2 separate regions of the Homo sapiens genome follow, and region 1 is linked to region 2. Evidence: chromatin loops called from intact Hi-C (ENCODE). Cell type or tissue: endothelial cell of umbilical vein. All regions are shown on one strand.

The links. Hi-C counts contacts between places; a loop is a spot of excess contacts. Peaks named below come from ENCODE experiments on the same cell type or tissue, not always from the same donor. Only the 100,000 strongest peaks of a DNase experiment are listed, where the experiment ranks them.
Region 1: a loop joins it to region 2, with 14 times the contacts of the local background. A loop is called at or near these places in 24 of 110 quality-filtered maps.

What each region holds. Positions count from the first base shown.
Region 1 is chr1:112,799,883-112,807,882 of GRCh38, forward strand. No RefSeq gene overlaps it. Among named protein-coding and RNA genes, the nearest start is that of LINC01357, 46 kb to the right of the region's middle. RefSeq lists enhancers at 2,764-3,264, 3,265-3,765, 4,242-4,291 and a silencer at 4,402-4,551. In endothelial cell of umbilical vein, a CTCF peak has its summit at 4,489; a DNase peak (open chromatin) is centred at 4,479.
Region 2 is chr1:112,386,252-112,394,251 of GRCh38, forward strand. It overlaps a transcript of CTTNBP2NL not described here. Among named protein-coding and RNA genes, the nearest start is that of CTTNBP2NL, 6.0 kb to the right of the region's middle. RefSeq lists enhancers at 1-84, 85-619. In endothelial cell of umbilical vein, a CTCF peak has its summit at 4,751 (motif pointing right); DNase peaks (open chromatin) are centred at 2,400, 3,650, 4,780 and 7,540; H3K4me3 peaks cover 630 bases; H3K27ac peaks cover 6,894 bases.

The DNA.
Region 1 (8,000 bases), 410 kb after region 2:
CCCAGGCTGGAGTGCAGTGGTGCAGTCATGGCCACTGCAGCCTCAACCACCCTGACTCAAGTGATTCTCCCACCTCAGCCTCTTGAGTAGCTGGGACCACAGGTTTGTGCCACCATATGCAGCTAATATTTTTATTTTTTGAAGAGATGGTGTCTCACTATATTGCCCAGGCTGGTCTTGAACTCTGGGACTCAAGTGATCCTCCTGCCTCAGCCTCCAAAAATACTGGGGTTACGGGTGTGAACCACCATGACTGGCCTCAACATCTTTTTTTTGAGACACAGTTTTGCTCATGTTGCCCACGCTGGAGTGCAATGTCATGATCTCGGCTCACTGCAGCCTCTACCTCCCTGGTTTAAGTGATTCTCCTGCCTCAGTCTCCCAAGTAGGTGGGATTACAGACGTGTGCCACCAATTTCCCTGCCCCCATCCAGTCCATCAGCAAAGTCTAACTGACTTTCCACCATCTTCACTGCTTCTCCCCAGTCAAGCAACCCCTGGCTCAGAGTGAGTGGAGGGGAGAATCAGGAAAGCTCTTAATGCTTCCAGAATACTCAGTTACAGAATCTCAGAGTACGATGACTCCTGTTTCTAAATAAAAGGAAAGTTGGACTCTTTCCTTTTATTTAGAAACCAGATGTTTCTAAATAAAGGGATGAAACCAGACTGTGCAGGGGAGGGGCTGGTGGGGGCCCTCAAAGAAACAGGATGGAAGAGAACGAAAAACAAAAAGCTGTCCTTTTTGATGACTTATCTACCCCAGAGGGGCCACATGCTCCCCTATCATTATCTGTACCTGCCTGGGACTGCGTGTGGTGGTTAGAGCCCGTAACTACCCATAATGACTTCATGGGGCTCAGCCCAGGTAGGGGCCCAGACATTTCAAGCTAATGACTTTTCTTCCCTTTTTATTCTGTCTGTATTAGCTCCCTGCATGGATTGAAAGGTGCTTATTAACACAAGCGCCCCTGATAATTAGGTTGGTCCTGGCTTCATTAAACACTGATGGGCTTCCTGCTTTTGGGTCCAGACAAGAGAAGGAGCCAGAAGACAGGATTCTCCTCCCCATAGGTCTCCGGGGTGCAGATAGGGCAAGGTGGCACTTTCTTCTCATGTTCCTGGGTTGAGCTGAGTGAAAAGGGAGGCAAGAGATAGGAGTAAAAGCAACTGGAAGAGGCCTTTTCCCTATTTATCCCACCTACGGGCTAAACCTTGATGTTCTTATCTGCTCATTGGGCTTAGAACCAGAGACTATGAAAGCTAGAAGAGACCTCAGATATCAATCTTCACATTTTTATCATAAAAAAGAGGTGAGGGCCGGACATGGTGGCTCACACCTGTAATCCCAGCACTTTGGGAGGCTGAGGCAAGCAGATCACCTGAGGTCAGGAGTTCAAGACCAGCCTGACCAACATGGAGAAACCCTGTATCTACTAAAAATACAAAATTAGCTAGGCGTGGTGGCGGGCGCCTGTAATCCCAGCTACTAAGGAGGCTGAGGCAGGAGAATCACTTGAACCCAAGAGGCAGAGGTTGTGGTGAGCCGAGATTGAGCCATTGCACTCCAGCCTGGGCAATGGGAGCGAAACTCTGTCTAAAAAAAAAAAAAAAAAAAAAAGAAGTGAGAAGTCTATGCAGGTCCAGAGAGGGAACAGAACTTGCTCGAGATCACACACCTTAGCTGTGCCAAAACCATGCTCAAAACCCAGGTCTTTTGGCTACTCCAGGCTCAGCGATCCTTGACGTATCTCACAGGACTGTCCCAGGGATCAGGAGGTGGAAGAGAGGAAAGTGGTGTGAAAGTAAGGACCCCACGCAGTGGGAGGACTTCCTGTCTGGGCTGTGCTGCTCATGAGGTCCTGGGCTGCAGGCCTGGGGGGTCAGCCTCCAGAGTCTCCTTACCTGCCCTGCTTGCCTCATAGGGCCCTGGGGAGGAGGGGGCTTGTGAAAGTGCCTTGAGAAGCAAAACCTGTCAAGCTATTCTACCGGCCGGCTGTGTGCTCACTCCTGCCTCTGTCTCCCCAAATCCCCACTTGTGCCCTTTCTCCCAGGAGCCTGAGGATGCTGCTGAGCCCAGCCAGTTACACAAGCCTCGGTCAGCATCATCAACAGCCACTTCTCCATTTGCTTTCTGAATTATTTAGCCCTCCTCTTCCCAGCCCACCCCAGACCTTTTACCACATTAAACCTTCAAATAGGCCTGAACCTTGGCTTGGGAAACAACATTTCCTTACTGTCCCTGCCATAACGTTTTGGAGAGGGCACATCTCCCTATAGATTGGTTTTCCTCTTCACCATGCCTGGTGGTAATTGACAGTGCCTGGGTCCTAATGAGGGAACAGGCCCAGCCAGGGTGAGGCAGAGGGCCCTGCCCTCTCCTAGTCCCTGGTTTGAGGTCCTGGCTATGGGTTCTCCCATCTATTCTTGCTGAGCACTTGCCAAATATTTAATGTCCTTCATCCAGCAAGCCAATGGCAGCTCTGGGGCTGGAAGGCTCCCGAGGTCATTTTGTCCCTTCCTCTGCTTTCAGGCTGGTGCACATCTCATCCAGGGTTGACAGATGGCGGCCTCTTCCCTGGGGCTGAGGCTTTCCTGCCCTCGCCCCTAGCTCCGGCCCACATAAGACCTGGAGAGACTTTTGTGTGGACTACCTGGAAGGCTCTGGTTGTTGTAGATGCCCCAGAGGAACAGCCCAGGGAGGGGCGGGGGGGGGCTCTTATGGGGTAGGGATGGAGGTGTCAGGGGAGGAAAAGTCTTTGGGTGCCACGACAAGCGGATGAAGCGTTCTGCTGTGTGGGGCTCAGGAGAGTCCACCTGAGACTAAGGAAGTCCTGCTGGCTTCTTTTTTTTTTGAAACAGAGTCTTGCTTTGTCACCCAGGCTGGAGTGCAGTGGCACCATCTCAGCTCACTGCAACCTCTGCCTCCGGGTTCAAGCAATTCTCATGCCTCAGCCTCCCAAGTAGCTGGGATTATAGGTGCTCACCACTGAGCCTGGCTAATTTTTTGTATTTTTAGTAGAGATGGGGTTTCACCATGTTGGCCAGGCTCATCTCTAACTCCTGACCTCAGGTGATCCGCCCGCTTTGGCCTCCCAAAGTGCTGGGATTACAGGTGTGAGCCACGGTGCCCTGCCCCTGCCTGCTTCTTTGTGTCTCATTTGTACTCATTTGTCTGTCTGTGGGTCCTATAGCCTGAACCAGCCCACAGTCCTGCCCTCCTCTCCACTCCCTGCCTGTCCTGTGGGCCCTGCTTGGAGAAAGCTACAACCTGGCTCCATGGAGCCCCCAGAAGGGAGCACTCCTTCCCCCTCCTGGTGCCCACTCGTCTGGATCTTCTGGGCGTCTCCCAGCCCTTCTGGCCCCTCACAATCTGGGTTTCCTGCCTGCAGTTCGCTAGTGCTCTCTCTCTCTAAATGGCAATGGCCAACCTCAGCTGGTGTCACAGAGCATGTCTAATGTGGCTGGTGCCCACCTGGGCTTGCCCTTCCTTTCCCATCCTCAGAGCTGGAAGTGACCCTATGGAGTTGGCAGACACCCCCATCCCCTTTCACTCTCACCACCCTCAGCCTATATGTTCTTCCATGAATCTGACTCGAATCTCTTCTGACAATTTTTTTTTTTTTGAGACAGAGTTTCGCTCTTGTCCCCCAAGCTGGAGGGCAGTGGCGCAATGTCAGCTCACTGCAACCTCTGCTCCTGGGTTCAAGCAATTCTCCTGCCTCAGCCTCCCGAGTAGCTGGGACTACAGGCACGTGCCACCATGCCCAGCTAATTTTTGTATTTTTAGTACAGGTGGAGTTTCATCATATCGGCCAGGATGGTCTCAAACTCCTGACATCAAGTGATCCGCCTACCTCAGCCTCCCAAAGTGCTAGGATTACAGGCATGAGCCACCACGTCTGGCTGACAAAGTTTAAATCTGCACCCTTCTGGGTGCAGAAGCCCTTCCCAGGACACCTCCTCTGTCTGGTGAACTTGGACTCTCCTTCAAACTTTAGTGCAGAGGCCACTCTCTCAGAACCCCCCACATCCCCTAGCCTCTCAGAGCAGAACAGGATGGCCTGTCCAACACCCCCTCTCCCCCACCCTGCATCCTATCCTGTCCTTTGAAATACTTCCCAGGTATGTGAATTTACATGTGTTTCTGACTCCCTAGTTGGTCTGTTATCTCCAGGCAGGGCAGGAAAGTGTCTTCAGTGCTCATGGCCTTATCTCCTGTACCTGCTCTGGAGTCCAGTAGTCGTAACAAGTAGTAGGAGCTCAGTAAATATTTGTTGAATGAACAAATAATTCTCTGAGCCCTGGAGGAAGGGTGGGCAGTGTCTCCAATGGACTGTGACAGTTACCTTAGTAAAAATCTGGGGCTGGGGTCCAGAAACCTTGTGTGGCCCCTCTGCATTCCTGTAGTCACAAGGTTGGGTGCTTAGTGAGCCTGGCTGGCCAGGCAGGGCAGGTGCCTGGCGTGATGGGACAGTGCCATCTAGCTGCGGCTAGGCCAGAGCAACAACAGGGCCCGCGAGTTGGCTTGGTCAAAGCGATGTCATACAGGGAGTCCCTGGGCACTGCTAATTCCTTAGCAAGCAAGCAGCTAAGGGGTTGACACAACCTCAGCTTAATTGGTCTCCAACTTGAGGCCTAGGCTGCTATAAGGGGAGCCCAGGGTCAGGCTGGAGATGCCTTTGAAGGAGCCCCCGGTGGATACCAAACTTATCAAAAGCACCTGGAAATGACCCTGCATGTGACCAGGCTACTTACAGAGGCGGTGTCCAGGTCACTGGGTATTGTCCTACTGTATGCTTGATGGCCCCATCATACAGGGGGCAGTACGGAACTCTGAATGCGGAACAAATGCATGTCCCCAGGACTGTTGAGGGTGCTGGGAGCCAGGCCCCTGTTCACTTCCTCACTCTGGACCTCATCTGTCCAGGGGGCAGAGACAGGGTCTACAGCATCCTGTCTTCCTCACAGCCTGGCATGGGCCTGGCAGACACATAGACCCTTGCTCTGTGGCTCTGCCTGGCAGAAGCCGACCGGTGTGAGAAGAGCCTTCTAGCAGTTGGAGCTGTGTAGGCACCAAAAGGGCTGTTCTGTGAGAGGATGAGTCCTTGTCACTGTCAGTGCTCAGATCAAGGCAGCCTTAGCTGGGTCAAATGCTAAGCTGGGAGTGCTCTATTGGACTGGATTACATGCCTTCTGATAGTCCCTTAACTTGACGATTGTATAAAATGTAAACTGCTCAATGCATATCCCTCCCATAGCACTTTAACACTGTTCACTGTAAATCTGTGCCACAAGCTAGGATCCTCAAGAAGCAAACTCTGAGACGGAGATAAGTGTTCAGGACATTTGTTAGGGAGTTCTCTTGGGATGATCCCTTGTGGAAGAGAGGGGCAACAGCAGTGAGATTGGACAGAGGGAGAAGTTGAGCTGCACTGCAGTCTGAACAACAGTCCCAGCTGACCCTGCAGGGAGCTTGGGAGCTGGAATGACCTTCAGAGTTGTCTCAAACTGGGGAGAGCAGGCTGGGTGTTCATAGTATATATTGATCTGTCATTGGGTGCAGGCTGGCCTGGGCAGGTGGTGTGATCTAGGGCAGTCCTGGAAGGGGCTGGCTGTGCTCCCTGAGGGTGGGGAATGTGTCCTGCATTTCTGGAGGGGGTCCGCACACAGCAGCATCTGCCACTCTTCCGGTGCTGACATTTTAAGCAGCAGTGAGCAGTAAGGAAGGTCATTTGGGGCAGTGAACCCTGTCCTGTGTTTCTCAATCCCTGCCCTTGAACAGCTCCCTAAGGGGCAATGACCAGAGTCCTAGTGGGGGTGCTCTGGCCCCTCCACATTCATTTTCTCTGCCTATTCTGAGAGGAGGTTCAGGCTGGAGGTCTGGTGGGGAGGTGGTGAGCACAGGAGGTGCACAAAGGGACAAAAGGCTCTTGCCTTAAATGCCCACAATTAGAACCAGCTCCTTTCTATTCCCACCATGCAAGGGCCCTAATTAAAATTTAAACTCATGTTTCCTTTTTTTCTTTTTAAAGTTTCCATGGTAGGTAATTAACTTTTCCTTTCTGCGAGTGAGCAACTAATTAATGCTCTGTTCATAAGGACGGCGATCAGAGCACTGCGACTTGCCTGGGAGTTTGTTTCTTTCATTTATTTCCACCTTCCAAAAGAACTGGCTTGGTGAAAGTGGGGGCAGAGAAAGGAAAGAAGCTCTGCCAACATCTGTTGTGTGCAGCAGGGTGCTGACAAAGTCCTTACAACATGAAATCCTTACCATGAGGAGGGCATACAGGGTCTTCCCTGGACCAACAGAAGCAGCCGGGTGCAAAAGTGTTCCTGTCTAAGTGAGCCTTCCTCAGGAGGGGCCAGCTGAATACTTCCCTGGGGAACAAAAGCACCTGTGGCTGAACTGCACTGGCATCATGGGTGTGAGGGCCCTCCCACTGCCAGCCTCTGTGCCTTCCTCTCCCAGGCCCCTGGGTTCACCTCCTGGCCACACAAGCCTCAGGGAGAGGATACGGATTAACAGTGTTTGTACAAATTGCAGGGACAAGGGAACATTTCCCCTTCGTCCTTTGAAGTTTTGCTGAAAATCACTGACAAGAGGCAGATTAGTGAGAGAAAAAGTAGACAAACAGATTTAATGTGTACATGGCAGACTTCAGAATAAAGACCCAAAAGATACAGAGGAAATTGTCCATTTTTATGCTGAGGTTCAACAAAGTATGGACAGCTATGTAGAAATGTGACTGGACAGGCTGGGCACGGTGGCTCACACCTGTAATCCCAGCACTTTGGGAGGCCAGGTTGGTGGATCACCTGAGGTCGGGAGTTCAAGACTGGGCCTGACCAACATGGAGAAACCCCGTCTCTACTAAAAATACAAAATTAGCTGGGCATGGTGGCACATGCCTGCAATCCCAGCTACTCCAGAGGCTGAGGCAGGAGAATCCCTTGAACCCGGGAGGCGGAGGTGGCAGTGAGCCGAGATTGCGCCATTGCACTCCAGCCTGGGAAACAAGAGCTAAACTCCATCTCAAAAAAAAAAAAAAAAAAAAAAAAGCCAGGCATGGTAGCTCATTCCTGTAAGCCCAGCACTTTGGGAGGCCAAGGCAGGCGGATCACCTGAGGTCAGGAGTTCGAGACCAGCCTGACCAACATGGAGAAACCCCATCTCTACTGAAAATACAACATTAGCCGGGTGTGGTGGTACATGCCTGTAATCCCAGCTACTCAGGAGGCTGAGACAGGAGACTTGCTTGAACCCAGGAGGCGGAGGTTGCAGTGAGCCGAGACTGCACTATTGCACTCCAGCCTGGGCAATGAGTGAAACTCTGTCTCAGGAAAAAAAAAAAAAAAAAGTATGATTGGACAAAAAGAGTACGATCTAACGCTAACAGACTGAGTGGGGAATCCCAGCAGGGCCGGTCTGTCTAGATTCTTCTTGGCCTCTCAGAGCACGCATTCCTGCATTCCTTCCTTCTGAATGTGGGGCAGGACCCTCTCTGGAATGGGGGTCTTATAACCCATAGTCAAACAAGGCAGGTCAGGTAATTTCTTTATGACCAGTTTTTACACAGAAAGGCAGAGGCAAAGTTAGATTAATGATTTTTGGTTTTATGGCTGGCTTTGGGGAAAAGGTGCTGGTTTCAATGACTTGGTGGGGAAGAGGGATTCTATGGCTAGCCTTGGGGAGAAAAGGATTGAGAGACAAGAGAATGGATAAATAAAGAATGCTGAGGTCACCCAGAAAGAAGAAAGGCAAGAAGCAGCTACCAGAGTTGGGGAATAAGAGGGAAGCATTTTATAGAAGCTTGGAGAGTGAATGAGGGTGCCCTGAGCAAGTGGGGCTCAGACCCCTGACTCATGGAGCCAATCAATTCTATAAAGATCCAAATGCAAAACTAACAACAAATGTTGTTTCGACATATGTACCGATGTGGCAAAATTTTTAAAAAGCAAGGGAACGATAAACACAAATTTAAATGGCAATTACCTCTTCC
Region 2 (8,000 bases):
GAGGAGGGATAGCTGGGCCTAGGGCAGTGCTGTGCTCCAAGGGAGTCAGCAGGAGCCAGGGACAAGTGGGAGCATGCCCAGAGCCCACTGTTTGGGGGCCGCCACAGTGAGGCCAGCCGAGCCACCCACTGGCAGAGGAGGAGGGTGGTTGGGCATGCAGGGGTGGGCAGAGAGGGGTCCAGTGAGGACCTGGAGTCCCCCACCCCAGACTGCAAGGAGATGCCACCGGAGCTGCATGCATGCTCCAGGGATTGGGTGACAGCCCCGCCCTCCCAGACACAGGACCTGGGTGTCTCTGTACTCTGCACCCTCAGGGGCCCAGGAAAGCTCCTGCTGCCTCCACAGGCTCGAGGGTGTCTGCTCCTACTGCCTGGCCTTTCCCCACTCCTGGTGCCCACTCTGATCTCAGAGCAGGGTTGAGGCAGATTGCGGGGGGCAATGGGGTGGGGGGAGCTGAGGTGGGGCAGAGGGCAGGTTGGAGCTGGCCTGCAGGTGCCCCTTGGTGGGAGCAGCCTGGTCACCATGGATGGCAATAGGAGGCAGATAGGCTCCTGGGTGGAAGGGGGCAGGTCCCTGGTGAGGCCTCACCTTTAGGCCAGGGAGGGCCCAAAGGCTGGAGGCCAGGCTACCAGTCCCTCTGACCCTAGTGGGGACTTGTGGTGCCTTTTCCGGGCTGCCCATGGACCAACTGACATGCACTTCCTCCCCTCTGAGGCCAATAAAAGCCCCAGGCTTAGCCAGAGCTGGACAGATGCCAGCTTGAGCTGACCTGTGAATGAGAGCAAATGTGAAACAAACTCTCAAGTACATAGTACATACTATTTTCTTCCCAAACATCCATCCCCACTTTTTCTGGTAATAGAGATAGATAGATAGATAGATAGATAGATAGATAGATAGATAGATAGATAATAGATGGATGGATGGATAGATGATAGATAGATAGATAGATAGATAGATAGATAGATAGATAGATAGATAGACAGACAGACAGATAACATTTGAGGCTATAACTTTTTCCTACTCTTCATCCATGTCTGCAGGCACATGACCTAGATCTAGCCAATAAAAGCAGCCTATCCCTGGCCACGATGACTGGTTCAGGGATGAACACACAGTCCAAGCAGAGCCAAGGAGATAGTGGGATCTTTCTCCCACTTCTGGAAAAGAGCAGGTGCTCTTTCCTATTGAATACGACAAGATATGAAGCCTGAGCTACTGTGCTTATTGCCAGCTGAGGAAGAATGCCTGTCTAAAACAGAACCAACACAGAGGAAGCAAAGTTGAGAGACACAGGGATAGAAACCTGGTCCTGGCTGGGTACAGTGGCTTGCCCCTGTAATCCCAGCACTTTGGGAAGTGGAGGTGGAAGAAGCACTTCAGGCCAGGAGTTCGAGACCAACTGGGCAACATAGTAAAACTACAAAAAATTCAAAAATCAGCCAGGCCTGGTGGCTCACTACCTGGGAGGCTGAGGCAGGAGGATTGCTTGAGCCCAGGAGTTGGAGGCTGCAGTGAGCTATGATCACACCACTTGCTCTGTCACTCCAGCCTGAGTGACAGAGCAAGACCAGAAAGAAAGACAGAGAGAGAGGAAGGAAGGAAGGAAGGAAGGAAGGAAGGAAGGAAGGGAGGGAAGGAAGGAGAAGAAGGAAAGAAAGAAGAAGGAAAGAAGAAAAAGAAAGAGAGAGAGAAAGGAAGGAAGGGAGAGAAAGAAAGAGAAAGAAAGGAAGGAAGGGAGGGAGGGAGGAAGGAAGGAAGGAAGGAAGGAAGGAAGGAAGGAAGGAAGGAAGGAAGGAAAAAAGAAAAGAAACGAAACCTGGTGGTCCTGGTAACATTTTTGAGAAAACTGATCAAGCCTCATCTGAGGTCAGACTATTCCTGGACTTTCCTATTGTATGCGCCAATAAAAATCCTTTTGCCATTTTGGATAACGATTTCTGTCCCTTACATCTGGAGTCCCGATGATGATGTAAGATAGGGATTTGAGTTATTTTATTTGGAAAGCATGGCTGCAGAAAGCAGGAGTACCTGGGTCCATGAGTTACGCAAGTCTACCTCCTTTCAAGACTGAGTGCCCTGAGGTCCAAAGCCTGTGTTAGTTATCACTGCAATGTTAACAGGCATTCAATGATTATTTTTAGGAATAAAAGGAGGACAAGAAAAAGGCAAGTGGAAGAAAGAAAAGGGGATGGGAAATGTATAAACTCCTCCCAAGAAAGCGGGTCACCTGGTCACTTTGTTCAGGGCAGACTGGTCCTGCAGGAGCCCAGCAGGAGCATGAAGCAGGAAATGAGGGCACAGAAGCATCCAGCACCAGACTGTTCCAAAGGGCCATTTACCAGGAAATTGCCTAGAAATGACGGTGCAGCCATAACCGGGTCATTAGTTTCCCTACAAATATTTCTCCCTTTTGTGTGCAACAAGGACCCATTCAGCCAACTGTGTGGTGCTTCAGCTGAAATAACAGACCAGAGGAAATGTGTAATTGGCTTTCATCAAATTGAAACTGTAAGGCAGCCTAGCCAAGCTGAAGCTCTGTCTCTGGCCCTAGCACAGAAATTATTTTCTGCTTAATGTGAGGTTATATGTGGGAAAGAAGGGGAAATAGAGGGGAAAAAGAAAGAGGACCAGCCTTTGGGTCAGCTTCAGCCCTTCTGGCAAGGCTACTCAGAGCTTTGTCTTAACAGCCAACAAGGACAGAAAAGGAATCTGGCTCCAGACTTTTGGAGAGGAAGGGACCTGGGACAGAGGAAGAGAGGCAGTAAGGGGAGGGGTGGGAAGAGAGGGAAGGAGTTACTCTTTAATGAAATAAGGTAACTTACAAATTAGTTTTTAAAAAATAGTTCCCAACTGATATCTTTTCCCACCAGACTATTTATGTGAAATTTACACCTCAAAATAACAAACATAACGTCAACCAGTTTGCCAACTTACCACCTGGCATATGTGATGGTAACACATTTAATAATTATTTAATAATTTTAATAATTTAATAAAATGTAATCAATAATTTAATAGAGAAAAGTGAAAAAGAAAATTTGTGACTCACCCAAAGGGACATAAAGCATTATTCCAGGGACCTATGACTAATCTATATTTTGGGTGTGAGGGGAACTTTGTTGAATGATTTGGGAACTCTGTGGTATAGCTTATATATTTCCAGTAATTTTTTTTTTTGAGAAGGAGTCTCACTATGTTACCCAGACTGGTCTTGGACTCCTGGACTCAAACAATCCTCCTGTCCCAGCCTCTCAGGTAGCTGGGACTACAAGCACACTCCACCGTGCCCTGCTTATTTCTGGTAATTTTCTATCTGGAATTTTCTCTCTCATCTACTTCCAGGAATTTTCCATCTACCTTTCCTTTTAGGTCTCTTTGAGCTTTGCATTTCCCGTCCTGGCCCATCAGCTTCAGGGGAACATGTGAGTTCCACACAGAATTACTGGAGGGAGACAGGACTCAGCTCCTCTGAAGGCCCTCCCCGGGGCCCCTGACAGCAATATTGTTGTGCAGTTCCCATAGTGCTGCTCTGGTCATGTGCTTCCCTGAGCAAATTGTCCCCAGGATCCTTTGGACTTCTGCCTTGGTGTTTTCATTGCCATCATCTCAGGTTGAGAACTCCAAAAGACCACATGACAATGGTTTCCTGGTCCTCAGGAAGAACTGCCGAGCAGCAGCAGTAATGGAAAGAACATTGAGTCACACAGGCCTGGGCCCGAGTCCCACCTCTACCACCCACCACCTCCATGAGGCCATGGCGGAATAGAAACAGTGTGGGACTGGAAACGGGAGGACCTCGCTGTGTGACCTCAGGCAGCTTCTCAGTTATTCCTTTCTTACACTAAAATCTCAGTTACCTCATCACTAAAATGAAGATTATGATCACCACTTTAAAGTGTTGCTGTGGGGATTAAAAGAAATCATATGCCTGGTGTGGAGTAGGCACTAATTAATTGGCTAATGTTGCTATCATATTGTTATTGTTATTATGTGACCTTGGGGAAGACACTTAACCTCTCTGAACTTGCTTTCTCTTCTGAAAAACTAGAAGTAATAAAAATTACCTCTCAGGATTGTAGCAATAATTATATATGCAAAGGTTACAAGGATTGTTTATGTCACATATGTACCTGGTAGGCACCCAATGTTAGATTTCTATCCCTCTCACTTCTGGACTTCCCCTAATGCAATCTAGGATAAGAGTTTAAAGCTTCCGGCTGGGCGCGGTGGCTCACGCCTGTAATCCCAACGCTTTGGGAGGACGAGGTGGGCAGATCACTTCAGGTCAGGAGTTCGAGACTAGCCTGGCCAACATGGTGAAACCTTGTCTCTACTAAAAATACAAAAATAAATTAGCCGGGAGTGGTGGCAGGCGCCTGTAATCCCAGCTACTCAGGAGGCTGAGGCAGGAGAATCGCTTGAACCCGAGAATCGCTTGAAGCAGAGGTTACAGTGAGCCGAGACCGGCGCCATTGCACTCCAGCAACAGAGCGAGATTCCGTCTCAAAAAAAAAAAAAAAAAAAAAAGAGTTTAAAGCTTCCATCATGGCCAAGCTGGCCCCTACATTTTGCCAAACACCAAAGAATCTGTCTGTCCCTGAGGTGGATTTTTGAGCTGCCAGTCCTTGGAGTCCCCACCTGCTGTGCTGTCAGCCCACACCCTTAAAAGGAAAAACTGTGTTGGGCGGGAGGCATCAGAGGGACGGTCAGAAAGGAAGCCGACGGCTGCAGGATTCACTATTCGACACTAGGGGGCACAATAAGCTCGGGAACACTTTAGGGCCACACCCAGAAATCTCGTTTCCTGGTGCCCGAGTCTCCCCAGATAGGGCAGATCCAAGCAAGAAGAGAACGTTTAAGGACTGCCCAGCAAATCCTTTGTGGGAACAAATGATGGGAGAAAATGCAGAAATGCAGGGGGCAGTGGAGGGCACACCTTGCCTTCGGCTTCAGCCTGGTCCGGGGCTTGGAGAGCCCTCTCTGGCTTTCAGACTTTGACCTCCTCATCAACCCCGGGGAGAAGGGGTGGGGTCGGGAAGCGTGAGGAAAAGGAGATAGTGAAGACAAGCCAGAAGAAAGAAAGCATTTCTTTTCATCACTTTTCCCATTCATTTCAACTTCTACATCTAGCTCACTCAGCACTCAGCATCTTAATAAGTCCCAGTCCAGTGGGCCACAGCTAGAAGGAGCCTTATGGAGTCCCAGATGTTTAGTTGGAGCCTAGGACTCAGAGAAGAGGATTGAGCAAGATCTCCCAGGTAGCTAATACTTCCATGTACATCAGATCGCTTGGATACTGACAACCACCTGGTCTTGTAGACAGGAGCTATTATCTCATTTAACAAATGAGGAAACAAGTTCAGGTAAGTGCCCATAGCTCTCCTCCTAGCTACTAAGCCTTCATTGCCACCCACTATTCCCGCTTCTCTTGCTTTCCCTTGTTTTAAAATCAGTCCAGGCCGGGCGCGGTGGCTCCTGTAATCCCAACACTTTGGGAGGCCGAGGCAAGTGGGTCATTTGAGGTCAGGATTTCGAGACCAGCCTGGCCAACATAGTGAAACCCTGCCTCTACTGAAAATATAAAAAATTAGCCGGCAGTAGTGGTGCGCGCCTGTAATCCCAGCTACTTGGGAGGCTGAGACCGGAGAATAGCTTGAGCCTGGGAGGCAGAGGTTGCGGTGAGCAGAGATTGGGCCGCTGCACTCCAGTCTGGGCAACAGAGTGAGACCCTGTCTCAATAAATAAATAAATAAATAAATAAATAAAATAAGTCCAAACTTTACACATAATTCCAGGAAATTGCTACTCAGCTCCAAATATTCTATAAATCAAAATTGAAAATATTTGTTGCATTCCCCATCTTCCTAACCCACTTAGCATGATGGAGAGATGATAGAGCATAGTAATTTTGAGAGTGCACTTTGGAATCAGATCTAAGTAAATATTCTGTGTTCATCACTTATGAATTCCATGACTTTGGACCTCTTTGTGCCTCAATTTCCTCACCTGCAAAAGGGGACTGTTAATATCTATCTCGTGGAATTCTTTTAAGGGTGAAATGAGATGTCATATAAAAAATTGCATAATGCTTAGCACATAATTTGATAGCTTGATTAATGTATCTAGCATATATCATTATATTAAATCATAGGCTGAAATGATCTTTAGGAATTATTCCACTACTTTCATGCCTTTTATCAATGAACTTAAATGGAGTTAAGTGAGAAGGTTACTTTGCCAAGTAGGTTTGTGTATCGGGTCGAATGATGTCCCCCCAAAATTCATGTGCACCCATCTCAGACTGTGAATTTATTTAGAAATAGGGTCTTTGCAGATGTCATGAGTTCAGATGAGGTCATGGTGGAATAGAGTAGGCTCTAAGTACAACATGAGTGGGGCCTTTATAAGAAGAGGAGAGGACATACAGAGACGCTGAGACATAGAGAGAAGGCCATGTGAAGACGGAGGCAGGTATTGGGATGATGTAGTTACACGCCAATGATCACTGGGAACCACCAGAAGCCAGGGGAGAGAGGCATGGGATGGAGCATCTCTCAGAGCCCCCAGAAGGAGCCAACCTTGTCAACACCCTGATTTTTTTTTGTTTGTTTGTTTTTTTGAGACAGAGTTTCGCTCTTTGTTGCCCAGGGTGGAGTGCAGTGGCGCGATCTCGGCTCACTGCAACCTCCATCTCCTGGGTTCAAGCGATTCTCCTGCCTCAGTCTTCCAAGTAGCTGGGATTACAGGCACCCGCCACCATGCCCAGCTAATTTTTGTATTGTTAGTAGAGACGGGGTTTCACCATGTTGGCCAGGCTGGTCTAGAACTCCTGACCTCAGGTGATCCACCCACCTCAGCCTCCCAAAGTGCTAGGATTACAGGAGTGAGCCACTGCACTCGTCCAACACCCTGATTTTGTACTTCTAGCCTCAAGAACTGAGACAGAACACATTTCTGTTGTTTTAAGCTGCCCAGATAGAAACTACTATAGTTGATGACAGAATAAGAACTAGACTCCAGATTTTTTAACCTCTAGCCTAGACCTCTTTTACTCCATTGCTGCCTCCCCAAACCAGCAATAAACATTTATGGAAATTTACTTATTTGGAAAAAAATTGACACAATCTATAATTTTTAAGCACTTTAAGTTGTTGCCTGACACAATAGGCATTTAATAAATATTTTACTGTCCAGTTGATAAAATGATAGACATTAAAATGTTATATTTTGTTATACAAATCTAAGATATTGTTATGAACCATTTTTTACCTCTGCGTACACCTATGCACCAGACTCTAAATTTATTTACAAGGTTTATGTATTGAAGAATCACAAACCTCCATAACTCTCTCACTGCTACAATCTGAAAGATACACGAGGTTCACAAGCCCTGCCTGTTCCCTACTTCTAGGGGTGAAAAATTAAAAGGAAAGCAATCTGAACACCCTCAAGACTCTGAATCCTACAAGGCAGGGATGTTCTCATTTTTGCTGAGTCCTTCTACACTCATTTAGGAATACGCAGAAGGGAAGCCAGGAAATCAGGGGAGTTGCCCATTGCTCTAAAGGAAGTAGGTCACAGAGCACTGCTCCCACCCAGTCAGCCAGGGAAAAGAATGGGTGGTGGTGGGTTAACAGCTACAAAGGGAATGAGGGAAAGAAAGGAGGACCTGCCGGGCATGGTGGTTTACGCCTGTCATCCCAGCCACTTTGGGAGGCCAGCAGGTGGATCACCTGAGGTCAGGAGTTTGAGACCAGCCTGGCCAACATGGCAAAACCCCATCTCTACTAAAAATATAAAAATTAGCTGGGCACAGTGACAGGCGCCTATAATCCCAGCTACTCGGAAAGCTGAGGCAGGAGAATCGCTTGAACCCAGAAGGCGGAGGTTGTAGTGAGAGATTGCGCCATTGCACTCCAGTCTGGGAGACAGAGCGAGACTCCATCTCGATAAAAAAAAAAAAAAAAAAGAAAAGAAAAACAAGGGAGGAGCTGATT